Linked DNA regions of Mus musculus: regions 2, 3, 4, 5, 6 and 7 are each linked to region 1. Evidence: chromatin loops called from intact Hi-C (ENCODE). Cell type or tissue: heart. All regions are shown on one strand. Region 1 has its middle 38 kb from the start of Gpam. Region 2 overlaps Pdcd4 (programmed cell death 4). Region 3 has its middle 27 kb from the start of Gm46653. Region 4 holds the start of Bbip1 (BBSome interacting protein 1). Region 5 overlaps Zdhhc6 (zinc finger, DHHC domain containing 6). Region 6 overlaps Gucy2g (guanylate cyclase 2g). Region 7 holds the start of Adra2a (adrenergic receptor, alpha 2a).

Region 1 (4,000 bases):
AGGGAAGAAGTAAAAAGTCTCAGCCCAGGAAGACTCCAGACTGAAACATTCCCACTCTCTCCAAGACTGTCTCAGAAGCAAGGAACAGTGCTTCCTGCTTCCCAGGACAAGCAGCTGATAAGGTCACCGTATTCATGGTCTACTAGCTATAGACTTCCTGAGAGGTGGGGTTACCTGAAGCTGTGTGGATTTGTCACATAGCCTGGGCATCCCCTTGAGTGCCCTCCCCAGCCTCTAGACTGCACTATGTCCAGCAAATATGTTTGGCTGGCTAGAAAAATGAATGGCAAACTCCTAGCCCTTTGGGTACCATTTGCAGACATAATTCTTCAATATATAAGACAAAAGTCTACCTCTGTTGCTTCCTTGCTGTGTGGCTTGGAGCAAGAATCTTAACCTCTCTGATTCTCCTCTCATATAAATCATACTGGTAAATCGCCTCCTGGCTGCTGGCTTTCCTCATAGCTTTAGTTGCTGTTCCCTGGGAAGAGCAGATATGCACTGGTGGGAACCACCAAGGCAACTCCCTGGGTGTCCCTAAAGGCCCTCAGCTTCAAAGGTGCCAGCAATGTCAACCTTGGTACCTACTTCCTGGTGTTCCATGGTGGCACTGCACAAAGACTTCAGGTCCTGGGCAAGTTTCATCTCCAAGGTTCTTGTAGTGGAAAGCATCAGCCAGTGTCATTATAAAGCAAATATGTTAACATTTCAGACTAACCTACTACCAAACCAAACCAGAGAGGGGTATTGGGGACCCAGGGCTGCTGCAGGAAGCAGGGTGCCTGACCACAGTAGACAGAAGTTTCATCTACTGCAGGAAGAAGATCCAGTCTGGCTGCAGTGGCTTTGACAAGCAGGTCTGCCAGCTGATGCCTCACACAAGACCATGGTACAGCCCTGAGCAGAGGACAGCCTATATAAAGTCAGTCCTCCAGAGCCCCTCCAACCTCAGTCTCTACAGTGTATAACACCTGTCTATACCTACCACTGACGATGCTTGCAAGGACCCTGAATGGACCTTAGGATCCTGTGGAAAGGCCAGAAAAGCTGTGGCTGAATAGCCTCTGAACAGGCTTGCAACTGTCCCTCACTGGTGTCCCTGACTCCTCCAAAAAGCTCGGCAGAGGACAACTGAAGGCCAAGCTGAGTCCAGTTTCCTGGCCTAGAATAGCCTAGCAGAAGGAACGGGCTCAGAAAGCTGGAGAGAGCCATCATTACCTATCATAGCCTGGTTCCGGAACACCCGGGCTGAGTGGAGGTGCTGAGCTCTGAGAGATGGATCAAGCTAGGCCTGGAGGGATTAAAGAAGGAACACAGGCCAACACCACAGCTCTGCTGGTAAAGCCATTTGCTGCCAAGCCTGTGACTCATCCCTGAGACCCACTGTCCCTGACCTCCATGCCTACCCACCACCCCACTGGACACACACACACACACACACACACACACACACACACACGCACGCACGCACACACACACACACACTAAATAAAAATCTAATTTGAAAGAAAAAATATAAATAACATGCTAAAGATGCCTTATCGTGTCCAGGGAGTTCATGCTCTACAAACAAAGGCCATAGGGAGGGGCAGGCTCTTGGGAAAGTCAACTCAGGTGTGAGGGTAACTATCGATCATTCCCCTATCATTCCCCACAGCAGCCCAAGTCCCCAAGCTCCAGCCAAAAGCCACCCTCCCCAGAGCTGCCTCTGGCAATGGTGAGACCGGATCTGGGCATAAAATGTCCTAGGAAATGACAGCCACATTTGAGCAGGAAATGAGTTAAGGGATTTAAGGGGATGATAGAAAATAGTCTGCAGACCTTGGACCCTGAGACTCCCCAAACTTCACACTTTTCCAAGCCGGCGCCAACACCAAGCTAAACTGAAGAACGCCTCCGCCCTCTAGTGGACAGAATGGCCATAGTCCTGGTGGTTCCAGGTGCCCTCTTCCTTCAGTGTGATAGAGAGGACCCAGAAAAGGACAAGCAAGAATAAAACTGTGGACCATTGTCTCCGGCCCCTATTCCCTTCCCTCGTTCTTCCTCACCAGTCCCCCATTTTCCCACTGATCAGACATCCACCCTTCCCAGCTTGCTCGTTTGCTCCCACATAAAACTCACTCTGTGAATGAATAAAGGAGCTTAAAATGGGAGCCTCACCTGGAGAAACTCGGTTTCAACTGGCAGAGCCTGGGCTCAAAGTCAAGTTCCCATACAGTGGGCACCAAAGAGGTATTTCCGGGTGGCTGGGAGGCACTTAGGTCCTCGCCATAGACTTCAGAAATCATTTGCACTTCGTTTTCCGATAGGACAAGGGTGGGTGGACCAAAGTGAGGAATAAGACAGACCCTGAGCTCCGTGATAGGCTTTGGAATCCCCAGGGCACCAGGGAATGGACCGGTCCCGCCCCTCACTTTCTGCAGTCCCTGCAGACATTCCTGCCTAAGGGTCCCTAGACAGCAGGTGCCCTGTAGCCACTGGAATCTCCAGCTTCCCGCAGACTTCCAGCTGCCCGAGCAAAGCCCTCTGCCACGCTCCATGCCTCAGCCCTGTCTCTTGTCTTTCGCTGTCCCGGCTTCATCTGAGGCCATCCTGGGGTCTGGTAGTATGTGACAAGCAACATGTTCGCCCTAGTTGTCTGGACAGCCTCGGCCACTCCTTCCCTTCCCTTCCCTTCCCTTCCCTTCCCTTCCCTTCCCTTCCCTCCCCTCCCCTCCCCTCCCCTCCCCTCCCCTCCCCTCCCCTCCCCTCCCCTCCCCTCCCCTCCCCTCCCCTCCCCTCCCCTCCCCTCCCCTCTCCTTTCCTTTCCTTTCCTTTCCTTTCTTTCCTTTTTTAATTACCTACATCGTGGCTTAGAACCCGCTGATGAAGTTCTATCACCACCTAGTGGTCAGATCCAAAATGTGTGGCATGGCCACACCCAGCGTTTTGGTACAGGACCACCTGATCGAAGAAAATGAAAATTAATGTATGCCTTTAAGACAGGATGGGGGGGGGGGGAATCCCAAAGCCTGTTTATGCAGAGGTTGAACCAGTGCCTGTCAAATGATGGCAGAGGAAGGAGTGGGCAGGCAGAAGAAAACTTAGTTTGCCAGGTATTCTCTTCGGAGACAGCACCCTGAGCTAACATTTATGACGCTGCCATCATAAGCCAGGCTGGGGTGCATCCGGCGTGTTCACGCTAACGTGTTGTCACCTGCTAGGTGAAGACGGAGCATCAGAAAACAGGTTCAAGATCCAGTGGCTGCTGAGTGTGGAGCTGGGACTTGAACCCAGGAAGTCTTAACCAGGTTCCGCGACTGAGTAGCAACGCTTTGGTCACCTGGGCACAATATCATGCAAACAAAGACATCAAAGGCAAAGCTAACTGTAGATGGGCTGTGTCTCCAGATTCTAATGCCAATTTCTATGGGTCCAACTTTTTGTCGACACCTTAGGCTCCGTGCCAAAAGAAAACAATTAGAAAGACACCAGTGCTCTTCCCTTGGCGGCCATCTTTTCTTCCCCGAGATCCCAATGGTGAGACTGGCTCTTCTCACCTGCAGCGGTGAGGCTAGGGTTCCCCCTCACACAGCCACAGCTGCACCCCTTTTGCCCTGGCTGGGTCCTGACATGGGGCATCATGTTTTGGAAATAATAATTTTCTTCTTCCTAGTGCATCTCCATCCTTACTCCTTCCTCGCCCTGCACCCGAGATGAGACTTAACATACTAGTCCTGAAATCCAAACACACACACACACACACACACACACACACACACACACCACACACACACACACACACACACACACACACACACACCACACACACACACACACACACACACCACACACACACACACACACACACACACACACACACACACCACACACACACACACACACACACACACACCACACACACACACACACACACCACACAACACACACACACACACCACACACCACACACACACACACACACACACACACACCACACACACACACACACACACCACAC
Region 2 (4,000 bases), 1.1 Mb before region 1:
TAGAATAGATAGGTTATGACTGATTTATGAAGTTGGAAACTTTAAAAAAATTCAAAATAAAAGATTTTATTTTTTAAAAGATTTAAAAAAAACAAAAAATTTGAAGAATTATAAGAAAAAAATATGAGTTTGTTAATATGCTAGGGATATTAGGCAAGGAAGTGCAATAAAGGACATCCTGACTGGAAAGGAAGATGCAGAGGTAGCTCTGTTCTCAGTCAAAGTGGCGCGTAGATTAGAGGATCCGGGTAAGTCTGAAAAAGAACTCCAAAACCCAAACCACACTATAGATCAGTACGTGAAAATCAGCTCTCCGTATTTTAGGACTCAATGAATAGACAGAAATGAAAATCGTAATAGCATAAAAATAGAGTATGATGAAAATAAAGGAAATTCAACGCATATACTAAAATGAGATGCCACATTTATGGAGTATTAGACAATATTATTAATATGGTAATACTCTCTGAAGGTGATATTTTGAGGAATTAAACTCTTAAGAGTATGTGAATTATCTTTCAATAAAAAGAGACTGGAAATAAAGCCAATAATCTATGACATTGTTGTGTATTCTCATTTCGATAGAAGCAAGGGTCAAGGGAAGTGTTCATGTGGGTTTGTATTTTATTATTTGGAAAAATGCACTGAATCTGACAGGTAATGTTAGTTTCACTTTTTAAAAAATAAGTGATTTTTAAAGATACGTGTATACGTATGTGTCCTGCCGGTTTGTGCAGCATGTCTGTTGAGGCCAGAAGTGGGGCGTGGATTCCTTGGAGCTAAAGTTAGGGGCAGTTGTGAGCCACTGTGTGGGTGCTGGGAACTGAACCCAGGTCCTCTACAAGAGCTGCAGGTTCTGTTAACCACTGAGCTGCCTCTTCAGCCCCATGTTTCACTTTTTCAGTGGCACAACAAATATCATTTAAATAACAAATATACTGTAGTTTTAGTAAAAAATACTTCAAATATTAAATATGTGTTATATTAAAAAGGCATACATTTGCACTAGCTGTCCTTTGTGTGTGCTTAGTGAGTGTGTATGTGTGGTATGTGGTTCCCCCAGCATGGGGTGTGTGTTTTTGTGCCTGTGTCTCCCCACCACTCTCCACCGTGTTGTGTTGACACAGGGACTCTCTCTGAACTAGAAGCTGGCTATGTATTTATTTATTTATTTATTTATTTATTTATTTATTGTCTTAACTTAGTAGCTTAGTGAGCTTTTGGGATCTACTTGTCTCTGTCAGCAGTGCTAGGGTTGTTTATCACAGCCGTGCCTGGCTGGCTTCATGTGAGAGGTGAGCTTTGAACTTGGGTCTTCTTGCTTGCAGTGCAGCTACTCTCATCACTGAGCCATTCCCTCAGCCTCAAATACAGACTTAAAAACAAACAGAAAACCAAAAGAAAACACATCTCTAATTAGAATATAGCTTAGTGGTAAAATTTTACTTTACCTTTTATGAAGATATTATAGAAGTTGAAGTAGAGGATATTTAGATAAAATAATTTTATTCATCCAGCCAAAATTCACTTATTGCCACTTGATACAAATACCCTTTTCTCAGAAAATATATAAGGAAGATTATTTATAGTTGAAGTTCTTTTGCTGAGAAAACATTGAGCATTTTTTCCTAGAGCCATAAATGAGCATGCAAGCTTTAGTCGGAGGTGAAGAATTGTGTCTCTTGTTCAATTGCTGAGTGTTTTTATTTTTTTCAAATTATTGTTTTCATGTGTTTGGGTGGGTGTTTTGCCTGCATCTAAGTTTGTGTGCTACATGTGTGCAGTGCTCGCAGAGTCCTGAAGAGGGCACCAGATCTTATAGATAGTAGTCAGCCACCATGTGGTCTGGGACCTGAGCCTTGGTCCTTCAGTGTACTTTTAAGCACTGAACCATCTCTTCTTTCCCACTGAACATCTCTAGATTCTGAGTTACAAAGCCTCAGTTTTAGAGGGAAGAGAACTGTAAAGATTCTTGCCCTTGTAGTAACACTCCATTATCTCTTATTTTTGGGCTTCCATTGCATTAAGAACATCTTGATGTTTTGTGGCTTTCTAAAAGTGATGAGACTTTAAGTTAGTGCCCTCTAGTGGCATTAAAAAATTGTCCGCTCTTCTTAAAGATTTAATCATGTGTATGTGTGTAGGTATGTGTATATGAGTTAAGGTGCCCCTGGAGGACCGAACTGCAAGATCCCACGAGCTGGAGTTACAGGTGGTTGTGAGCCATGGAAAATGGGTGCTGGGAGCTGACCTCAGGTTCTCTGCTGAGCAGTGCATGCTCTTAACTGCTGAGCCAACTCTCCAGCCTCTATGTCCCTTGTTTTTGATAGGCTACATTGGAGTCTTAAGAGTCACAAGCAAGGTCATTCATATTATAAAACCTACTTGGAGATACTAGAGATTCCTTGGAAAACCAAGTGCTGTTGTTTATTACTTCATACCTGAACCGTTTGAAGCCCGGGTGTTTAATTTGAATTGTGAGAGAGTTCTTTTATGCCACCACTCTGCCAAATCCCTATGCTCAATATTGGTGTGAATGTTAATATATCATTTAGAAAAGTACACATCTTTTAAAAATGAGGAATTCTAACATTTCAACTTTTAAATCTAATAGATTGATATGCTGCTTAAAGAGTATTTACTCTCTGGAGATATATCTGAAGCTGAACACTGCCTTAAGGAACTGGAAGTACCTCATTTTCACCACGAGCTTGTATATGAAGTAAGGTTACTGTCTCACACCAAAGAGGATTTTCAAGTCCTCCTTTTACACCACAGTAATTGGTGTTTCTTTAATAATGTAAAGTTTTCCCCTTAAAAATATTAATTTATAAGTTTATATAATTGCTACATGTTAGAGGAGGGATTGGATACATTTTTAGGATCAGTTTCTCATAAGTTGATTACCAAAAATTTATTTACTCTTTTCTGTTCAAATTTTAGGCCATTGTAATGGTTTTAGAGTCAACTGGAGAAAGTGCATTCAAGATGATCTTAGATTTATTAAAATCCTTGTGGAAGTCTTCTACTATTACCATAGACCAAATGAAAAGAGTATGTATGACATTATTTTAAATACGTTTATAAAAGGTCTATGCCTCCTTTAGCTATATAAGAGTTGAGTAAGAGTTATTAATTATTAATGAAACTTTTCTTTTAGGGAATGTAATGTATAGTATTATGCCTACAGAGTTTTTTTTTTTCTTTAGCTCTTTATATTTTTGGAAAATAACAGTTTGGGTTTTTTTTTTTCCTTTTTAAAGAATGATTGTTCAGTTTGTGTGATGCAGTTTTTTTTTTATCTAGATGAAGCATTTAAATTGCATTTTTTTCTATTTAAAATTGTGGTTTTTGAAATGTTGGTGAAATTATCTTATATTTTTATACAAGATAGTTAAGTGTAGATGGGGAAGTCAGTAGTCAGGTAGCCTGACTTTTGCCTGGAGCTCTTTTGAGAATTTTTAAGTATACGTTATTTTCAAGGTTCAAATATGACTTGTTTTGCCAGGTTGCACTGTGACAATTTATGGTATATTGGTGGGTTGTTTCATGGCATACACTGTTACACAGGCTAACAAGTTATCTATGTAATGTTGTTCTAGGGCTATGAGAGAATTTACAATGAAATCCCAGACATTAATCTGGATGTCCCACACTCATACTCTGTTCTTGAGAGATTTGTGGAGGAATGTTTTCAGGCTGGAATAATTTCCAAACAACTCCGTGATCTTTGTCCATCAAGGTACTTTATTTAAATCATACTTTCTCATTGAAAAATACTGAACGAGATCCTTGGGGAGCTAAGATAGCTGTTTGTCATTCTGACTCTCAGAAAAATAGTGTCTTTCCTGACATGACTGGAGATGAAGACACTGTGTAGGCAGAGTTTGAATTCAGACTTTTTTAGACTTCAAGGTCTAATGGACTCTGATGTACTTGGTAGTGGCTTCAAACTACAGATGGGAGTGATTTTTTTTCAGAGCGAATTAATATTTGTACT
Region 3 (4,000 bases), 1.4 Mb before region 1:
GACAGCCCCAACGTCAGAAGAGGTGTGTGAGTTTGTGAGTGGCAGGTTGATGCCCAAGAAGTTTACAATTTGTGATAATGTTTTGGAACCAGGGATTAAACCAGGATTTTGTGCGTGTGTAAACACGGTGAGCATAAGACCCCTACCTGAAGGAAGGCCTCATCCTTAGCTATTTAACCGTAATTGGGGTTTAGCTCTAGTGTACAAACGGGTCTTAGGTTCTTGACTTCCAGTGATTCTTCTGCTCTGGCCTCCACAGGAACTCAGCTCAGAGGTGTGTATGTACCACTCCCAGCTTAACATGTGCATCAAACTTGGGACTTTCATGATGGTCGCCTCTGGAGATCAGCAAGGAGAGCGCTTTAATGCTGTGTTATCCGTCCTAAATAACAGATTAGACTGGTTAGGATTTGCGTACTCAAAAGTGTGGACATTTTTTAGGAAATGACACAATTTTTTTTTTTTTTTCAAGACAGGGTTTCTCTGTATAGCCCTGGCTGTCCTGGAACTCACTTTGTAGACCAGGATGGCCTTGAACTCAGAAATCCGCCTGCTTCTGCCTCTGCCTCCTGAGTGCTGGGATTAAAGGCATGCGCCACCACTCCCGGCTTAATGACACAATTTTAAGAATAGTTTTTGGAAAGTACAAATTCAGAAGTGGGAAAGGGCAAAAACTGATTTTTTAATGATTCTTTTTAAAATTAAGCATCAGCAAAAATGTGTTTTCAAACACTCACTTGGCTTGATGGTTTAAAGGTTTCCTAACAACTCTAGAAGGAGCTAGTTCTCCATTCAGCTCGCAGGAGCCTGCTGGTTGGATGGTGTTTGGGAGGAGACTTCGCTGTCCGAGCCAGTGGTCCTTACAGGCCACAGCAGCGAGCTGCTGGCTTCGCAGAGTGGGCACTGCCTGTAGGCAGCTGTGCCTCCTTGAGGGTTCATTTTCTCTCTATATGCTGTGTTGTTGGATAGCATTGCCCTGTTGTGAGGGTGGGGCCCTGCTGCCCTGTGTCTAATTTCACCTGGGAAAAGCAACGCCAATGAAATCTGGTTTAGTCGTAGCCTTGCCTAGAAATAGGTTACGGCTTGGGTCACGTTAAATCTTGATAAAGTAGATTAACATCTCTACAAGAAACATTGGTTTGTCTAGAGCTCAGGTTTGGCAAAGCAAGTCCTCTTTAAATATGGCTTTGGTGTTTGCACATTAAGCTAAAAATAACGGGACCTTGCAGTTAGAATATATTTAGTTCCAGAGATGCATTTCTTTATTTTAGTTTAATATTCTAATTTTACAGATGAGATGTGAAGCCCAGATCAGGCAGGTGGCCCAAGTGAACATATTAGCACACTTAGATAACAGAACCAAGCCGTGGGTCCCTTCTCTCAAGAAACTCACACATTTATTTGCAGGTGGCCTTGCACGTTACACAAAGACGAATTTTAAGGTTATAGATGATTGCCACCTTCACTTTGTCTCTGCCCTTTGCCTTTTTTTGTTGTTAGTTTTTTGTTTGTTTGTTTGTTTAAAGAACTCACCAACTTAGGAACACTTAGGTCACACTTACCCATGTCCCAGGGAGACTTGAGTTACCTCCAGTTGCCAGGCTTCTGCAAGGAAGGTGCCAGTGTTATCTATAAATCTGCCACCGTGTGGCCGACAGGCACCCCTTCCTAGAGACAGAGTGTCTCCTGGGTGTAAGAGGCCTTGTGGCAGCCAGTAGCTACACAGAACACGAGGCAGCGTGGAGATTAGGGTTGCAAAAAGAATGTGGATATATTTACTCTGTCAGGTTGGCACACTGTGGTATGAGTTTTCCAGAGACCTTAACGTTTGAACATTATCTTTGATGGACTGTGTAATTGAGTGTCTTCAAGAAATTATTCAGCCATTAAAATTGATAGCTCAGCTGTTAAGAAGAGCGCTTGCTGATTGGTTCTCAGAATCCATATCGGGTAGCTTCCAGCTGCCTGTAACTAAGTCCCGAGGTATCAGACACCTTCTGGTGTGTGTGCAGAGAAGCAAGTGTGTGGTGGTGGTGGTGGTGGTGGTGGTGGTGGTGGTGGTGGTGGTGGTGGTGGTGGTGGTGGTGGTGATATAATAGAGCCCCAAAGCCTGAAGGACATGGGTTTAGAGCCAAATTATTTGGGACTAGAGTGTCAGAGCCTATTAATGTCTGATGTACAGTGCCACTTAAGGCAAAGACTTCTTGGGAGCCGTTTCCAGCCTACCTTGCCTCCTCACAGTTAGAAAGGTGCTTTCTTCAGCATTGTGTAGGGGCTCCATTTTCTCTCAGCCTAAATCTCAAGCTGTTTTCCCCGTAGCCACTAGAGGGAGCCCTTGATACATGCTGACCCCTCAGATTTGGGATCTCAGGTTTTCTTCCACACTGATTCCTCGCTAGAGTTGCAGCCGCTGTGAGGTCAGGGTGTGGTATAACTGAGACCTCTGGGGCAGCACTTTATGAGCGAAGTGTTAACTGCTTGCAGCTCACTCCTAAGTGAGCTTTGGGGCAAAGGTGCCTGCTGCGCTCACAACAGGTTGTGTCACTGTTCCGGAAACAGCAGGAAGCCTGGGTGTTGTAAAGATGGCAACCCTTCCTCACGCCAGGCCTGCTTATTCTCTGCAGAGCACGCGCTTGCTCCTTTGTTCCTTCTGCCTTCTGAGTCCTCATTTAAGCGCAGAGGCATCCTGGTTCTCTGCAGCCTGGCATTCCTAAAGCAGAGGTTGCCTTTCGTTCTGTTTCATGTATGGTTTCTAAGTTCCCTCTGTGTCCTGTGGTTTTGGCATTTTAATCCACTTAGTGTTTTCGAATTATTGGTAGCAGTCACTGTGTGATCTCTGGACACCCCAGGAAGACCTGTTCTACCCTATTGCCTACCAAGCCACGAAAAGCCATCCTAAGAGGTCCTGCCACTTCCAAGTTTCACCAGAGGTGATGCTCTGTCACTGTGGATGAGTGGCTTAAGGACCTTCTCCCACAAACTCGTGCTGCCCCAATTCACTCCACCCACAGAGCATGGTGACCAGGTGGTAAAGCGAAGCTGAGCGACCCATTTTACTGCGTTGGGAATGGGCAGCTGGTGACTGAGTAGGACAGCAGAACCTCCTTTAGACATGTGTATGTGCAGGGCACACATCCATCCTGTCTCATTAGCAAACCAGAAAGGTTTTCATATGAGTCCGTGCTGCAGTCTCTGCTCCATTGTGGTCACTTGGAGGGTTGTACTTTGGATTCACAGTGGCCTCACAGACTGAAGCCCTGGTCTGTTTGTTCACTGGTCTCCAGCTGTGCCCTGAAGGGCTGGGGTCTGGAAGTGGGGTGAAGTCACTGGGGGCAAGTCTTTGAAGGTTCCATCTATTCCTGCTTCCTGGTCCATTAAAATGTGAGCAGCTGCCTTGCCTCATGCTCCTGTCAGGACAGCCACTCCACCCTGCCTCGCCCTGTGATTGACTGAAATCCCCCTGAAACTGAGCCAAAATAAACATTTCCTCCCTGAGTTTGTCTCTTTCAAGTACTTTGGTCACGGTGATGAGAAAGCAACTAACAAAGAGCTGGGGAGATGGCTCCGCCGGTAACCGTGACTGCTCATGCAGAAGGCTGTGGTTCTGTCCCCAACACCCACATACCACCTGTAACTGCAGCTCCAGGATCCAGCATGTTCACCCAAAAACATACACATACTCATAAATAAAAATCTTATTAAAAAAAAAAACATACAGAATGGTTGGTGAAGTGTGATTTTTTTTTTTTAAATCTCATTAGGCAAGCCCAGATAGCCAGGGGAATTTGCCCCCGAGCACAGTCAGACCTACTAAGACCTCTGACAGAGCAAATGCTGGTCTGTGGGTCTGTGAAGTGGATAAACTGGATTTTAGAGAACTTTTCCTGAAACTAAGATGACCCCAGTCACTGCTTGTCTCTAGCCCAGCCAGTACGGAAAGCCACAGTGGCCTTGCTCAGAATCCAAACTGTCACATGAGTGGCTTTCATGTTTTGGACCA
Region 4 (4,000 bases), 1.1 Mb before region 1:
ACGATCTAAAGTTCTAAGGTGGCAATGTCCATGTATAATACAAAACTTTGACAGGAGTTTGATTTATATATTCTCTGTATTCTGTTTTACAAAATTGCCACTTTTCTTGGTTGTAAGAATACTGTATTCTGCAGATTCTCAACTTCGAAATTCTTAGCAAATTTATGTTAGGGTCTGCCTAACTGCAGACCTATAAATGACTTCTAGATAGTACTAAAGTTGGAATATGAATAGGAAAGAAATGTGTACATAGCAGAATCTTAACAATTACCAAGCAGGTAAATGGACACACATCACAAAAGGTGACAGCTGACTACAACAGTAAACCTCAGGAGAACAGGATTACTTCATTTTTTTTTCTGGAACATAGGTAGAGAAGGTAGATTTGTACTTTAATTTTCGTTTGGTTAGGTATAAGCATATTTCAATTTACCTGAAAATTGTTCTTTTTTTTTTTCTTGCACCTTTAGGAATCCAATCTGTAGTTATCAGAACGATTGACTTCTTGACTCCAAACGTCCACAGAAGGAACTACATGAGACAATGTCTTGGAGACACATAAAGCATTTTAAATATTTTTAAAATGTCCTTTAAAAGGATATTCACAATCGTAAACACCCAGGACTAACTACTTCAATATACCCTAACCCAGACTTCTAGTTGAAGCTTACATAGAGCTCAGAAAGGGGAGGCAGGACAGAAAGGGAAGAAAAATCAAAGATGAAAGGGAAGGTTTTGCTTTGCGGGTTGGCTCAGGGAAGTCATCTTTTTCTTTGATAGCTGGGGTGGAAACCGGTTTCTTTGGTTCCCAAAATTTGGAGTTTCTAAAGGCCAGGGAGTGAAAGTACTGTACTCGACAGGAACTCGAGGAGGCGTGCACCGTGCCCCACTGTGCAGACCTAGGGACTGCGGGCCTGGCCTCGCCCGGCGGCCGATCCGGCTGCCTCGCCCTACAGGGAACCTCAGAGGGGCGGAGGGAAGGCTGGCCACCGCCCCACCAGCCGGAAAGGAAACCCTCTGCCAGCGGAAGCGGCCCGGGGCCTCCGCTTAGTCTTCTCCCAGCTCCCTCCCTGCGGTTCATCCGGCCTGGCCGGCCCTGCTGTAGGGCGTCAGGGACACTTACCTCACTCGTCAGCTCTGGGAGAGGAGGCACCCCCTGGGGCGCAGGCGGGGTCCGGCTACTCCCACCTCCTGGCCATGACCCTACTAGGAAGTGCAAGCGCAACTTCCGGTGCGAGGGAGTTTTGAAGCCCTAAACTGTAGTTCTAGGTAAGCGATCAGGGGCTCCGTAAAGGGTCTGGCAAGCAAACCGGCAGTTCCCGATCGCGAATTAACTCGCCCAGTGTGGACTGTGTGTGTGCACATCCTCCGTAAGTATACTTACAGGTGCATCCCTTTCCAGACCGCTCTGCTGTTGCCTGGGGTAACGGGGAACCAAAAGCAGGAAAAACGTACGTCAAACGGGTGACAGGAAACGCCTCCTGCCATCATCAATTATGGCTGCCTGGGCTTCAACCGTAACTTCCGACTGGGAGTCGTTTCTCTACCCGGCTGGAGGCTTTTCTCTGTGGCGGAGCTAGCCAGCGGCGCCCAGTGGGCGGGAGACCGCGCACTGCCGCGGAGGAAAGGAAAAGGGCGGGGACAGGGAAGCTGGCGCCAAGGTTTCCCTCTGATTGGGTGACTGCTTTTGCTCTGGCTCCGCCCATCCCTCCTCCCTAGCGAATGCCCAGGCTCGCTCAAGGGGGCTGGGGCGGGGCGATTGGAGCCAGAGTGTGTGGAGGGGCGGGGCGAGTGGGGGAGGGGCGGGGGGGCGGTGGCAGGGGAGCGTCGCTCGGGGAGCGGAGGACGAGGAGGAGGAAGGAGGTGAGCAGGGATGGTGGAGTCCGGGCTCCGGACGGCAGCCTGGGGCGGGAGCGGCACAGGAGCGCCCGTGGGCCGGTTCTCTGCTTTCCTGCCTGTCGGGGGGCCCGGCCGGCCGTCGGTAAGGGGAGGCCCACACGTCCTGACAGGCGCGAGCCGCCGGAGCCGGGGCGAGGCCTGAGGGGTCGGGGCCCTGGGAGGCGCCGCGGCCGCTTTCCGGGGTGCCACGGCCCGGGGCGCCGGAGCCTCGGAGCCGCTGCCCGCGCGGGGCCGGCGGGCGGGACACGGGGAGCGGCAGGCTGCCCCCTGACAGCGCCGGGCCGGGCCTACTGCGGAGCGGGCGGCCGGGACAGCGCCGGGGCGCGGGCGCGGGCCCGGGGCGGCGAGTCAGTCGCGCTCCGGCTGCTCCGGTCTCTCGGCGCCTCCCGGCCGGGACTGCGGGGCTGCCCGGGTCGCGAGGACGCTTGGCGCCGGGCGGGCGGGCGGGCGGGAGGGCGGGCGCGGCCGTAGGGCTGTGGGGTGGGGTCTCTGCGCCTCCACCCCAAAGTCCTCGGCGCTGAGCGGTCTCCTCCTCGCAGACCCTGCGGGACGAGTGGTGGGTTCGGCGTTGGGTGTGTTGCCGAGTGAAAGGAGTTGTGGCCGCAGAGACCGCCCTGCTAAACACGCCTGGTGGCAATCTCCGTGTCGGCTTTGAGGGCTGGAGGAAAAGTAGTGTAACTCCCCGCCCCCAGCTCGGAACGCAGGAGGCTGCAGGGCAAAAAGATTTTCCCCCTAGCCCCTCGGTATCCATTGTTTTGTACCATCCCCTCCCCCATGCCTAGGTAGAAGAATAAGGACTCCAAAGCAGTAATTCGCCCGCCTCTCTCTCTCTCTCCCTCTCCCCTCGCTCCCCCGTCCCTCTCCGCAGAGGTTTGTGTTAACAGTGCAAGTGGGGGGTTTACAAACAGGTGGAATTGCTTGTCTATTTGGGAATCGGAAAGAAGATGCTTTTGGGGTGTGTTTTTTTTTTTTTTTTTTTTTTTTTCATCTCATCTCACCTTTACATTTGGGAGATTCGATTTTCTTCCCATTGGTTTGTATCATTATGAAGGTGATGAAAATAAAAGAGGAAACCCTGTTTTGCGACCTATCCCCACAAGTATTTTTGAGGACTCAAGGGAAGTAAAAAATCAGCTTGCAAATGTGGACTGTGTGGTACATTGGTCTGCAGCAGGATGGTTAATCTGGGAGCTTACACCGGTGTAATCGCGTACACTCTTTGTGGATGTCAGAAGTTCTAGCATCTACCCGGAAGGATTGCCGAATCAAAAACTTAGCTGTTTTTCAGAATCGAATGGTAGACTTGTGCAAGCAAGTGTTTTTGTGTGTAAGTCATCAGCCCTGACAAAGATGTTTGATTTTTAAAGACCTGCGTTTACTAGTACACTCATTCCTTCAGTCACCCCTCCCTGGCATTGCCTTTGTAACTGTTCTTTGCTATGTATTTGAAGAAACTTAGAGGTTTAGCTATTCACAATTTGTAATGTTCACCAACTCTACAAATTAAATTGCAACTATATTTGAATTCTTCAAATGTTTTTATTTTTCATATGAGAGTTAAAGATAAACTACCTAAATGCGTACGTTCGTCAGTCATTCACCACCACGGGTTTAGGCTGCACACTCAAAACTTTCTCAGTGAGAAGTCTTCCAAACTTATTAAGACATAAAGTATTTTTATTTTAGTTTGAGTATGCATTTGCAAAGTAAAAGAGACAGAAATAAAGGGTTTTGTTTAAGGTTTCTACCTTTTAAAGGACTAAATGTAACTTAAAGGTAACATGATATTCCGGGCGTAGTGGCACACCCCTTTAATCCCAGCACTCAGGAGGCAGAGGCAGGCGGATTTCTGAGTTCGAGGCCAGCCTAGTCTACAAAGTGAGTTCCAGGACAGCCAGGGCTATACAGAGAAACCCTGTCTCTAAAAACCAAAAAAAAAAAAAAGTAACATGAAATCACACTCTTGCAATCTCAGTTTGAAGTTAGTCTTGACCTCACTCTAGCCAAGTACATTTATCCCTGATGCTTAAGTTTCTGAAGAAACTATATTTGTCACATTTGGCATTTCCTTTATGATATTCTCAGTGTTTTTCTTTCATTA
Region 5 (4,000 bases), 240 kb after region 1:
ATGACTTTATAGCGAACCTGCCGTCAGTGGTCAGAAGAATAAGCTCAGTAGTTACCATATCTGAGTTCTTTCAAGCTTGAATAAAAAATTAAGTTCAGATCCCAACTATCCAGTGATAAAACATCTTTCCCCCAGTTTCTCATCAGGGAAGGATTTTTCTTGTTTTCGGGCTTCTCTGATCCACCATTTCAAGCATACATCTGCTATGAATATGATCTGTGTTCAGGAGAACTTTCTGTAATGATGGAAGTGTCTGCATGTCTCTTTCTGGTCTTAAATGGGTTGCTAACTAGACACTTGCAGCTACTGGGTGCTTAGTGTGGCCAGTATAAACAGGACCGTAATTTTTATTGTATTTATTTTTAATTAAGACCCCCTTTGGGCACAGGTGGCATCATCACTAGCTAACAGTGTGGTTATAAATGTGGTTTCATCAGCTGACTAAAGGTATTTTTCTAGGCCAGCAGTATACACTGACTAAATGTCTTAGGAACCTCTAGCTTAAAGTATTTCAAAGAAAACAAGTCAAGAGTATCAGCTGGCGTGGCGCCACGTGTCTTTGACCCCAGCACTTTGATTCAGAGGCAGAGGAAGGTGGGTCTCTGAGTTTGAGACCATCATGGATACACAGTGAGACAGTCTGAAAAAAAGTGAATTGCATTGTATTTCAACAAATATAAAGGAAATAATGATCGCTGGCGCCCACATGGTAGGAGATGCCCACAACACTCCCTGTGCTGTACATGCATGCACAATAGATAATAAATGTAAGAGAAAGGAAGACTATTTAATAAAAGCCACTGTTTTAAGCTGCACCGAAACGCAGTGCCCAACTGGAGAAAACAGGAATCAGTGCCATTGCAAATAGGCTACTTACACTTCTGACTCTCTTGTCTGCCTTTTGCTTCAACTGTTCTATCTGTTTGGAAGACACAGAGGGAGAAAGAGTTAGTACTCTGTGTCAGGACTGAGCAGCCTCCCCCCTTCCATCACAGTGTCTTGAAGGTATCCCGAGCCCCAGCTTCTGGCACTCATTAGTTGAGCCACAGTTTGGGATGGAGCCTTCTTAGACTCTGATCTCTGAAGTTTTCACCTCTGTGTACTCTTGGGGTGCTCACAAGGGATCAGAGCTAGGGATGCATAGTCGTCTCAGTGATTCTCTAATGGACAAACTAGAAAACTCATTCATTATTAATGAGTCTCGACTTTCCCCTTTAGTCAGAAGCTACTAATAGAATTGTATTAGACACAGCGGGGGAAATACGGGCTTGCACCCGGCCTGCAGGAACAACTGAGGGGCAGACATGAGTGCTGAGGTTGAGCAAGGTGTTCATGCACGACAGAGGTAGTTAAAGGTCAGCTTTTTTTTTTTTTTTTTTTTTTGGACTTCATGACAGTAGTTTATAGACTGTTCAGGAAAGAGCTTAATAAAGGAGATGCTAAGAATCCCTATGGATATTACACTCATTTTGACATATGGAAAACTCAAGCACTACATACAATATGAGTACAAACTCTCGGGAAGTTGTGGGCATTAACAAGGTAACCACAATGGAGAGAGAGGAAGGCCTTTGCAAGGGAACTACTCACTGTGAGGCTGTACTGGTCACAGCCCTCTCGTATTGGCCACTCAAGTCCATCTCCTTCAGGAACTCCCGACCATGTAAACACCTGTTTAAAGTTCTTCCACTTACTTCCCATATCATAAGGAAAAATGAAGACTTCATCCAGTTGGTAATACTGAATGCGATCTTTAGCCTGTGGAAAACAAAGGGGTAAAATGGCAGCTGCTTCTACCTGCAATGGCTTTTGCTAATACATTATTGAGACTACCAACTTTTGAAATCTGTATTACTCATAAAAATACTTTGTTATTGTTGGGCTAATAGGAGTGTTGTCAGAGAATATAATTTTATCACAGTATAGAGGGATTTAAATGAGAATACTAACCTTGTTTGTGATATCCCAGAGCACCTGACAGGGTATATCTTAGGAACAAGCATTCCAAAGGTTTATAAAAGAATTAGCTAACTGTATCCTGTGCAGAAACCCCTCAATGCTTATGGTTGCTTCACAGCACAGGAGAGTATAGGTAAGAAGTGATGCTGTTAATAGACTCAGGAGAAGGTATGGCTTATAAAGCCAATGGCCAGGAAGTTAATAGGGAGGCACAATTTTACAATGAACATTTTGCAAACTTTGTGAAGGAGTTTCATGTGTTTTGTTTCATCTCTCTTTCTCTCTCTCTCTCTCTCTTACACACACACACACACACACACACACACACACACACACACACACTGTATCTTCAATTATAGGTCATATTCCAATGGCACAGCTTATATTCTAGGCATTTAAATGGATAGTTCTCTCTGGACATAAACTAACTTTGAATTTCTTAAATTCTTACTGCCACCTAGTGGTACAAACATACATTATTTAATTTGAAAGCAAGTTCAACACTAGTGTCTGGTAATCTTAAATATTTTTGGAGAATTTTATTTCCTTATTTGAAGTTCTGTCTGTGATAAAGTAATAGTTTTAATAATTTCTAGATTAACATGGTTTTATACAGGGCCATGATCTTTAGCAAAACAAAACAAACAAAAACCCTCTAATGTCAGCATATTCATTATGCTTACCAGAAATGGTATTATGAAATATTTGTTTATTAAGGAACAGAATTTTATGCAAGAGTTTCTTGTAGTTATTTCTAAAGTAATATGTGTGTTACCTGTTTATTAAAACAACTGTTAAACTTCACAATGGTGCACCCCACTCGCTAGGCTGCGATGGGTGCACTCTGCACAGGCACAGCCGCAGGGCTGCTTCTTGCTACTGATGTGCTTCTCAGGTTGGCCATCACTGTACTCCTCCATATTTGGCTTGGGGTGATAGGCACCGGGAGACCCTCACTGCCTATAGTCTGGGGTGATTACTTCCTGGACATAAGCTCACTCTACTGGGCAAATTTCCTGCAGATCAACATGAAGATAAAAGTTCTTGAGATAATGCCTCTTAAATGAATTCATGACTTTATGAATTTACTAATTTAAGTAGTTTTAGGAAGATAGCATGATTGGTAAGTTAGGGTAGTTGACAGAAAGTTTAAAGTTAGAATCAAGAATAGAGTGTGATTGCAAGATCCGAATGAGGTAGAGAAAGGAGTGCAGTGAGCTTTCGTGCGTTACAACCATGTGGATTGTAGTAGAAAGAAAAATAGGCTTGGGACAAGTTAATGACTAAAGAAAACATTTTCTTCTAGGTTGGTCCTGAGTTCCATGATCATGTTGTGTTACCACTAGGGATGTGGTAACAGGTTTCCTATGTGCACCATGAAAAGGAAGGTTATGAGTAAAGAGTAAAATTCTATTGTAAGAACAGATTAATCAGATTAATCAGATCAAGACTTCAAAAGTAAGGTGTAAGACAAATGACCTGCTCCTTAGTAAATACAGAGCACCTGTCGTCAGCCAAGCCTCGGGAAAAGCTTGCTACTATAGACTTGCCTTGTCTAAACAATGTTAATTAATGACAAAAGAATTACTGCTGTGGGTTATAAGGAACTTGTGGAGAAAAACATAGACACTTGTGGCTATGAGGTAATTTCCTTCTTACGTAGAAAACTTTGTCCTTGGGGATGTAAATGGACTAAAGGGAAAGCTAAAGCTGCTGGGGGCGCTTTGCTCCATCTACTCAATGTGTGAATGTGTATGTTTGTCTGTCTGTCTGTCTATGTATGAAGTTGCTAGAGTCTGCTTTTGCTTCATCCACTGCGTGGGTGTCTATGATTTTCCCCTTTTCTCTAATCACTGGCTACCCCTCCCCCATCTGGATTGCCAGCTGCGACCTGCACTGATTCTTATCAGTCTCTTCATCATTCTGTCTTCCTCGGATTAACCCTATGGTGTCAAGGGTTCAACAATACAAACTTACTGAATTTTATACATCCACCTTCACCTGAATAATAGAGAGTAATTCCCCCTCCCTGCCCTCCTTT
Region 6 (4,000 bases), 140 kb after region 1:
AGATGTGTTCAGTTTAGTTAACTGGTAGCCCCACACGGGGTTTAGTTACCCTTTCTGCCTTAGGATTCTGTGAGGGATTAAGAGAAAGCACCCTCGGTGTAATGTCTGCTGTGAATTCTAACTTGTACTAAACATGAAACATGTATCCAGAGAAAAGAAAGATACATATTGCCTTAGGCATCCTTGGTTCATACACACAACACTAGATACAGATTTGAGGAAACTGCTCCTAGCCATAAAACCCTGTCCCTTTCTGTCTCTCTCCCCTACTCACTCTCTTCTTCTCCTCTTCCATGTGTATATATATCCAGTGGGGTGTGTGTGTGTGTGTGTGTGTGTGTGTGTGTGTGTGTGTGTGTGTGTGTAAGAATACAGGTGCGCATGCAGATATCTGTGTTTGTATTTTTATTGTGTTTTGTGTGATGTACAAGTCTGGATATCAAATGTTTATGTTATAATATTAAATGAGGCTAGATTTAACAAAGTCTGTTATTGGCATATAATTTAGGCAAGCAGATGGGCTAGGGCCATAAGCAAATGTACATCTTTGATACAAATAATAATAATAATAATATAATAAACAATTACCTTATTCAACCCCATCTCTGGAACCGAATAGAATTTTCTAATGCCCTTTTAATATCACGATATTAGATTATGTGGTTGCTTCATTGTTTTGTTTATAGCTCTACTAGTCCTTAATGTTGCGTTATTGCTTTTTAAAAATGTCTCCTTCCAACTAAACTGCAAGATAAAGATGAAAGAAAGTTCAAATTCTCTTCACTTCCAGTGCGTCAGCTAGCAGAGTAAAAACACATGTTCCTAAAGTCCATAAAATTCTCAGACAAATGGATGGATGGATGGATGGATGGATGGATGGATGGATGGATAGTGGGTGGATGGGTGTGTGTGTATGGATGGATGGGTGGATGGATGATGGATGGATGGATGGATGGATGGATGGATGGATGGATGGATGAGTGGGTAAGTAAATGGATTGGTATATGGATAAATAGATGGTTGAATAGAATGATAGGTAGATGGAGGTTAGGGGGATAGATGGGCGGGTGGGTAGACGGATGGACAGATGGGTGGGTGGACAGACAGATGTATGTATGTCATGGGGCTGGTCTAAGAGCTGCATAAGTTATTATGATTTGTTTTCTTTAATGATGGAACAAAGTATTTAGAACAAGAAGCCATGGTGCTCAACAAGGGAAGAAGGTAGGAATTGAGTTCAACAGGAAGATGGACTCGCCCATTGTCTCCATGCTGGAGGGGGAGAAACTCCCTATGTAAATGCTGTCTTCCCTCCTCCTAGTTGGCCATCTAAGATGGTCATCCCTTAATGCTGAAGACTGGGGGGAAACAGAGCCTCTTGCCAGAACTTTGCCAAGGAGAGGATTGTCTGAAGGTCAGAGAAATCAGTCCTGTATCTCAGGGAAGAAACGAGGGGAACACTCAAGGGTGGTTCTGAAGATGGGCTAATACTGGGAAGTCTTTCCTTGGTTATGAAGAACAGCAAGAATTATATCAAGCATTTTTTTATAAATATTCGCATGAAAGCTCCCCAAGAAAACAAAAGGTAGTTTGTTTCTCAATAGAGTACTCAAAAGTATCTCCACAGAGCATGCCAGCAACAAAGAAAATCTAACTGCTCTCATTGGGTCTTGCCTCTTCATTCTTTGGTGTTGCAACAGAACAAAAAGTCTTGAGAGCTGCATGGTATACGAATATTCTCTGCATTCATTCGCTAGCAACCATATAGGCTGGGGCAAAGAAATAAGTGTCGCAAGAAAGAGTAAGGCATGATGGACTAATGACACTAGTTGTGAGGCTAAAAGCCTCTATGACTGGCCATGCCTGGAAGTGAGTTCCCTACAGCCACCTCTTCCAACTGCACAATAGCTGGGGGGTCTGGGAGCAAAGGTTGGGACAGAATGAGACACCAGTCAGACAGCACCATCTAGTGGCGGGTCATTGATTCATTGACACAGAGCTACAACTGTTCAAAGGAATGTTGGATGCATTCATCGTCATTGTTGTCCCCCCCACCCCCTGCCCCCGAAGGACACCCACAGACATTAGTGGGGCTCTACAAACATCTTGAGAGAACCTCACAATATTTCTGAAACTTTAGCTTCTTCCTCCGTAAACTCAGGGAGTGGGACAGGGAAGCCATCTTTGCCTTTCAGCCAGAAGGTCGTCTGTTCTCCCTTGCCCTGCAGGAAGGGAAGGAGGTGTCTGGTGAGCAAGAGAAGAGCAGCCGACAGGGAAGCCCTGCTGGGTCTGGCTTGCTTGGATAGGCAGCAGGACCCATCTCTTTTAGAGAAGTAAGACTTGAAATATGAAATCCTGGTGAGTTCATGGACCTTCAGCCATGTTCTTCTGTGGAAAGGCCTGCAGAGAGTAAAGTCCATTGCACCCCAACCCCCAGATTCTCAAAGTATAATAAAATCTGAATTTTCAGTGACTTGGGGACTGAGGAAAGCATCTCACACACAGGTGTACATAGAGTCCGTTCAGCATTGCTACCACGCCCATTCTCCATATGCACAGCTAAGTCATCCGGTGAGACCACCAATAGGGATGGGGCACCATCCCAAGAAGGTCTGCAGTGCAGAGGTCCTCTCTCTGCCTGCTGGAGGGCACCGTGCAGCTGCACCAGAGAGTTGATGTCACTCTCTTCTCTCCAGATCCCTTTCCAAGGCTCCTATCTCTGGCAGTCCTGGGGGATGAACCTAGCCCCTCATACTTGCTAGGCAAGCACTCCCCTGCTGAGCTACAGCGCAGCCTTCCCTGTTCCACTCTTTCCTAGGTTTCCACTCCTACCCAGACAGCCAGTGTCTATCAAGGACACAGACTGGGAAGGTGAGAAAGGGTCAACCCAGCCTTACCTTGACTGAAATGGTGCCTCTCTTTTGCAGATGGTACCCCCCTGCTGCTAGAAGAGCTCCTGCGGTGCTCTGGGAAACGTGAATCCGGAGAGCTGCCAGAAATCAGACATTGGCTAGTCGCCATCATCACTGGGGGAGTCGGTGGGCAGGGCTTCTTTAGAGAAGGGACCAACATTACTTCATTCCTTGTTTTCTATAACTTCTCATAAAACAAAGCACGAGGCTGGGTATCCTAATCCCAGCCCATGGGAAGCAGAGGATGATGGAGCTGGAGGTCAAGACCCGTTTTAACTACATCGTGAGTTCCAGGCTAGCCTGAGATTTAGTCAGACCCTTTTCAGATAGGTAGATAGGCAGGTGTGTGTGTGTGTGTGTGTGTGTGTGTGTATGAAGATAGATGATAGATAGATAGATAGATAGATAGATAGATAGATAGATAGATAGACAGACAGACAGATAGACAAATTTAAAGTACAAATTATAGCCAGTGTCTGGGACACATAGGTAGGTTGGGACGTTAAGCTACCCAGGCATTAGTAAATTGGTAAGATACTTATGGATTAGTGGTTGGTTTAGGAACAGAGAACCAGCTCAGACTGCAAGCTGAAGATCCCCATGAACGGAGGCTCACTGGGCTTCTTCCTCTTCCTGGGATGAACTGAAGACGTGTTCCTGAAAATGTTACCATAACCAAAGGTGCAAGTAGAGACAATTCTGAAACCTGCCTAGGCAGCCAGCTTCCTGATCTATTGTAAACTGTAAACCTTTCCTTCACACACACACACACACACACACACACACACACACACACAGGCACGCACGCACACACACATGCACGCGCGCACGCGCGCGCAAGGGCAATAGACCATGCCAGGAAACTTGGTAAGGCTGAGCAGGTTGGAAGCCCTGGAACCTCTCACCAGCGGACCCTTGGCACTCCACTCACTTCTGATCAGGATCACGTGACCACACTCTCTATGACCTATGGTCTCATAGATGAGGACAGAGTTCTCCATGCTGATGAGTTATCTAGAGACCCTGAGGGTTTAGCCAATAAGCTTCCTTTCCAGGACATTCCTTCCTGCAAAAGATATTTAATTTCT
Region 7 (4,000 bases), 1.0 Mb before region 1:
TATTCTCAAGGAGTCTGACCCAGAAATATTTTGTGACGTTGCAGGTAGAGCCCAGGGCCTCATGAAAACTAGACATCTCTGCCTTGAGAAATGTGATTTGTAAGCATCCCTCTTCAGGGATGCTCAAGGATTAAAAGATGAGCCCAGCATATGTGAGTGGGTAGGCCTGAAGAGCAATTTATTCAAGCTAATACTGATACCCAGGAGAGGAAGGGGTTCTCATCTCTTCATGCTCTATAGCAGAGAGAGAGCATGAAAAATGTTCAGTCTCCCATAGAGTGCTGTAGCAGAAGCCGATCGAGGTACACGTCGTACCTCGTTATGTGCTCTGCTGTATTAGTCACAGTTGGAGGAGAAAGTGGGATAGAGGGGCTCTTCCCAGCACCCTTTCTTCCTCCCAAAAGGATCAAAGTCGTTATGTAACAGGATGACTTGTGACCGCCATGCCTGTATTTCCCGTGTATGGTCCTGCTCAGCCTATGCAGTGGTAATGAGGACTGAAGCCAAGGCTTTGTCCATGCTGGGTAGGCACTCTGCTCTGAGCTACATCTGTCTTTAGTCTCTGGATGGGCCTTTGCCAGTGTCCAGAAGACAGAGCCTCCCAGTTGCTGGGGGGTGGTGGAAAATTTCTTGGGCTTACATTCAAGAAACATGGTCCAATAAATGGCTGGCAATGTATACTTAACCTTGCTGACCTTATATTTCCCCAATTATATAAGCAAAAGCTTAGACAAAGTAATGTATAGCTTATAAACTGCTTAGCACTGTGGCTGACCTATGTTCAGTGCTAAGAAGTGGTATTTTGCTATTTATTTTTTTCCTAATAGCTATAGACCTTCATGGGTAAGTCCAGAGGCAAATCTCCCTCAGGCCATCAATGACAACATCCAATGTATGCTCTGCCTCAGCTCCCGTGAGGTCAGTGGTACCATTCTAAAACTGCATATCTGAGATTCAGGGCTGCAGTTCTCAACTTGAGCTCATTCTTCGTAGCTTTCATTGGCTTTTCAAAAATCTTCACATAATTCAGTCCCTGCTCACCACTTTCAGTCACCTTTGCAAATGAACACACTGGCAATGGCCCTGCTCCTGCCAAGAGGCTCGGAGCAGAGGGTTAAGACAGGGAATAAGAGTCTCAACAGAGAGGGGACAGACAGCCATCTTGGTTTTCTTGAGACTCTGAGGACTTCTTACCATGATGCGTGGGAGCAGAGGCTGTCCACCAGGGAAGGGTTGCAGGGTAAAGGTGCTGAATTCAAATGAGACATCTGAGATGTACTCACTCGCACCATCAAATACTGAGCGAGTAGTCGGGGTTGAGACTGATGGTCAGGGTCATTCATGTAGCCCGCGGTCCTCAGCCAGACCCGAGCCTGCACGTTGATGTCCAGGGAGACATCGGCTCAGATCTGCTCGGACCTTGGACCCTGGCTTGGATGACTGAGTGTGACATTTAGGTGTAGTGATCTCTGAAGTATGACAGATGCTTTCTTAGGTCTCGTGTGTACCCTGTTGACATTCTGTGCTCTCTGGTTCTCCGTGATCTTCCTGCTGCTCGTCTGAAGAAAGAGTTCGGATGGCACAGTGTATCTGGTGCGACAGATACTCCTGCCTGAGTGCTTAGAAACCTTGCCATCTACTGCCAAGCTCCTACCTTTCTCACCAGAGAGAGAACATAGAAAACACCCTTTCTTTCTTGGCTAGCACCCTGCCCTCACCGACAGATGCTGTGCAGATGTGTGTACTTATCTGTGTATTGGGGGTGTAGGAGAAAAGGCCATGTAAGTGGGGATAGAGTCTAATAAGATGTTTTTCTTTCACGTTTAATTGTACAGATGTGTAAGATACTGTATGTTAATTCAATATTACACACAGTATGTAATGACCAAGTCAGGATAGTTAACTTTTCTATTTCCATAATCAGAAACCCCTTTTTGACAAACACATAATAATCCTATACATTTGTGGAGTTCAGTGTAATACTTTAATTCGTGCACACAGTAGGTACTGATTAAAACAGCGTAAGGCTTACATCTACCTATAATGTCATGGCGCTCTTCATAAAGTAGCTGTGCCTCAACTAATGCTTAACGGTTCCCAGTAGTTTAAAGCCAGGCAAGCAGAGAGGAAGATCCAGGACTCTCACATCTGTAGAAGGTTCCGAGCCTTACTCTCATCAGAGGTAGATCTATACAACCTGAAGATTTCTGCATCATGACATAGTGCAGTTTGAAATCTGTCCGTGTCCCCTCCCCCCCCCCCACCCCCGCCGCCCCAGCTTAGTCCAAACTTGCCCCCAAGATAGGAGAAAAATGGAGGAAAGGACTCCAGAGGAGCCTGGAGCCCTTAAGTCGCTTTCCAGCCGTGACGACCAGCGGCCAGCAGGTGTCAGTGCGCTCTCGTTCTGTCATGGCTCAGGGCCTACCCCTCCAGGACCCTTCCCCACCGCCTTTCAAAGGGGCGCAGTGCAGAGTCCAGGCCTTGAGAGTCCCGGCAGCTGCTAGGATAGGAGGCCTTCTCTTCCCTAAGTATGGATAACTCCGGCCTGGTCTGCTCTCGTGGATGCTGGTCCATTCCGCTCCAGTGGTTCCTTAGGAACCCGCACACGCTTACCTCTCCGGGATCCCTTTCATCCCAGTCACCAGAAGCACCTGCGCTTGACCTGGGGCGGGGCTGCTCGCCAGCGACTCTTATGCCACTCTGCATCTCCTAATTCGGGTCCCAGCACCCTGGCACCCTCTTCTGCTAAAACCCAGCTAGATCGGTGTACCGCTGGGCGCCTGCTACTGTCTCCTGGGCCAGCTAGTAGCCGAACGGCCAACTCCCAGCAGGGGCCGCTCCCCACTCCTTAGGCTCTCTCTTATTGCCCCTCGCTCCCTGTACCCGTCTTTCCAAAAGCCGGGTCCCAGAGGCAGCGCTCTCCCGGGTCCGACTCGGGTGCGGGCTCTAGACCTAAGGAGGGGAGGCGCGAGGGGCGGAGGAGGGTCGACTTCCCACGTGGGGGCTGACGCCGGCTGCTCGGCAACGCCGGCTTCATCCTGGGGCTATAAAACCAGTCCAGCGTAGAGCGGCGGAGCAGCCTCGGCTCCCGCTTCCGTGCAGACGCCCAGCAGCCGGCGCACACCGCCCAGCCACCCAGCGCCTCCAGCTCCAAGTCCTGCGGTCCTGCGAAAACTCACGCGGCCCTCCGACCCCCGCCGGGTCTGTGGCGCTCAGCGCCCACCCAGATCGCGGCTAGCAGCCACCCTTGGCTCCGCCGCGGCTCCTGGAGAGCCGGTCGCTCACCTAGCTTGGCCCTGAGGACCGAGGTGGTGGTGGTGGGGGTGCGGCTTCATGCGGCCCCCACACCCTTCACCCCACCGCCGCCGCCCCCGAGCTCTGTGTACAGAGTCCCAGCCCCAGCAGAGCGCACAACTTTGGAAGTCCCGTGGGGCTCCTAGAGGAGGCAGAGTCCGCGCCTTCGCCGGAGGTCCGGCCCAGCCCTCGCCACCCCGCCTGGAGGGTAGCGACGGAGTTGGAAATCTCTTCGAGGGTATAAGAAGACAGACCTAGGACTCCGAGCCCACACCAACACCCCTCCGCTGCCTCTTGGGGTAAGACTTCATGCTTTCGCTCAGCTTAAGAATCAAGGTATAGATGACTAGCTAAATGCATTTGTATAAATTTCTGACATCTTTCCAAATCATCAGGCCACCGATAATTTCTTTTCTCTTTTCTTGAAGAATAAAATCTCTAACCACCAGCTGGCCCTACTCGATCCTGCCGCTTAGAAATAAAACTTGGCTGTGTTTGAGGAGCTGGGAGAGAGAAAGCACCCACCCGGAGCGTCGGAAGGACGAACCGGTGCCAGTTCGCGGGCTCCAGTCCATGGACCACTAGCGGTCCCCAGCTTGGGCCCGAGCTCCCTGCGGCCCTCTTCCTTATGTGAGGCGCGGCGGGACGAACCCCGCACCGGAGGAAGAGGAGGACCCACGGACGCGGGGCCGGAAGGCAGCTGGCA

The links. Hi-C counts contacts between places; a loop is a spot of excess contacts. Peaks named below come from ENCODE experiments on the same cell type or tissue, not always from the same donor. Only the 100,000 strongest peaks of a DNase experiment are listed, where the experiment ranks them.
Region 2: a loop joins it to region 1, with 3 times the contacts of the local background. A loop is called at or near these places in 4 of 42 quality-filtered maps.
Region 3: a loop joins it to region 1, with 4 times the contacts of the local background. A loop is called at or near these places in 10 of 42 quality-filtered maps.
Region 4: it touches region 1 in a loop (4-fold over the local background); 10 of 42 quality-filtered maps call a loop at or near these places.
Region 5: it touches region 1 in a loop (2.8-fold over the local background); 8 of 42 quality-filtered maps call a loop at or near these places.
Region 6: a loop joins it to region 1, with 5 times the contacts of the local background. A loop is called at or near these places in 38 of 42 quality-filtered maps.
Region 7: a loop joins it to region 1, with 8 times the contacts of the local background. A loop is called at or near these places in 29 of 42 quality-filtered maps.

The regions. Positions count from the first base shown.
Region 1 is chr19:55,059,238-55,063,237 of GRCm38, forward strand. No RefSeq gene overlaps it. Among named protein-coding and RNA genes, the nearest start is that of Gpam, 38 kb to the right of the region's middle. In heart, CTCF peaks have their summits at 1,910 (motif pointing left), 2,113 and 2,901 (motif pointing left); a DNase peak (open chromatin) is centred at 1,914; H3K4me3 peaks cover 884 bases; H3K27ac peaks cover 335 bases.
Region 2 is chr19:53,923,592-53,927,591 of GRCm38, forward strand. It overlaps Pdcd4 (programmed cell death 4), which reads left to right. Exons shown (of 12, transcript NM_001168491.1): 9 at 2,615-2,722; 10 at 2,944-3,054; 11 at 3,603-3,742. Among named protein-coding and RNA genes, the nearest start is that of Bbip1, 19 kb to the right of the region's middle. In heart, a CTCF peak has its summit at 2,085 (motif pointing left); no DNase peak of the experiment used is centred here.
Region 3 is chr19:53,646,590-53,650,589 of GRCm38, forward strand. No RefSeq gene overlaps it. Among named protein-coding and RNA genes, the nearest start is that of Gm46653, 27 kb to the right of the region's middle. In heart, CTCF peaks have their summits at 2,324 (motif pointing right) and 2,933; a DNase peak (open chromatin) is centred at 2,382; H3K27ac peaks cover 1,127 bases.
Region 4 is chr19:53,943,033-53,947,032 of GRCm38, forward strand. Bbip1 (BBSome interacting protein 1) reads right to left here and starts at 1,595. Exons shown (of 4, transcript NM_001195338.1): 1 at 1,124-1,595; 2 at 434-547. Shoc2 (Shoc2, leucine rich repeat scaffold protein) reads left to right here and starts at 1,844. Exons shown (of 9, transcript NM_019658.6): 1 at 1,844-1,981. In heart, CTCF peaks have their summits at 505 and 1,599; DNase peaks (open chromatin) are centred at 1,109, 1,619 and 2,519; H3K4me3 peaks cover 3,388 bases; H3K27ac peaks cover 2,633 bases.
Region 5 is chr19:55,302,820-55,306,819 of GRCm38, forward strand. Zdhhc6 (zinc finger, DHHC domain containing 6) reads right to left here. Exons shown (of 11, transcript NM_025883.4): 7 at 1,591-1,758; 8 at 878-919; 9 at 1-17. Among named protein-coding and RNA genes, the nearest start is that of Zdhhc6, 11 kb to the right of the region's middle. In heart, a CTCF peak has its summit at 2,433 (motif pointing left); no DNase peak of the experiment used is centred here.
Region 6 is chr19:55,196,567-55,200,566 of GRCm38, forward strand. Gucy2g (guanylate cyclase 2g) reads right to left here. Exons shown (of 21, transcript NM_001081076.3): 20 at 2,898-2,989; 21 at 1,533-2,222. The coding sequence ends at 2,118. Among named protein-coding and RNA genes, the nearest start is that of Mir6715, 5.9 kb to the left of the region's middle. In heart, a CTCF peak has its summit at 1,966 (motif pointing left); no DNase peak of the experiment used is centred here; H3K4me3 peaks cover 407 bases; H3K27ac peaks cover 404 bases; H3K27me3 peaks cover 478 bases.
Region 7 is chr19:54,042,185-54,046,184 of GRCm38, forward strand. Adra2a (adrenergic receptor, alpha 2a) reads left to right here and starts at 3,075. Exons shown (of 1, transcript NM_007417.5): 1 at 3,075-4,000. In heart, a CTCF peak has its summit at 2,404 (motif pointing right); DNase peaks (open chromatin) are centred at 2,507 and 2,827; H3K4me3 peaks cover 1,724 bases; H3K27ac peaks cover 537 bases; H3K27me3 peaks cover 862 bases.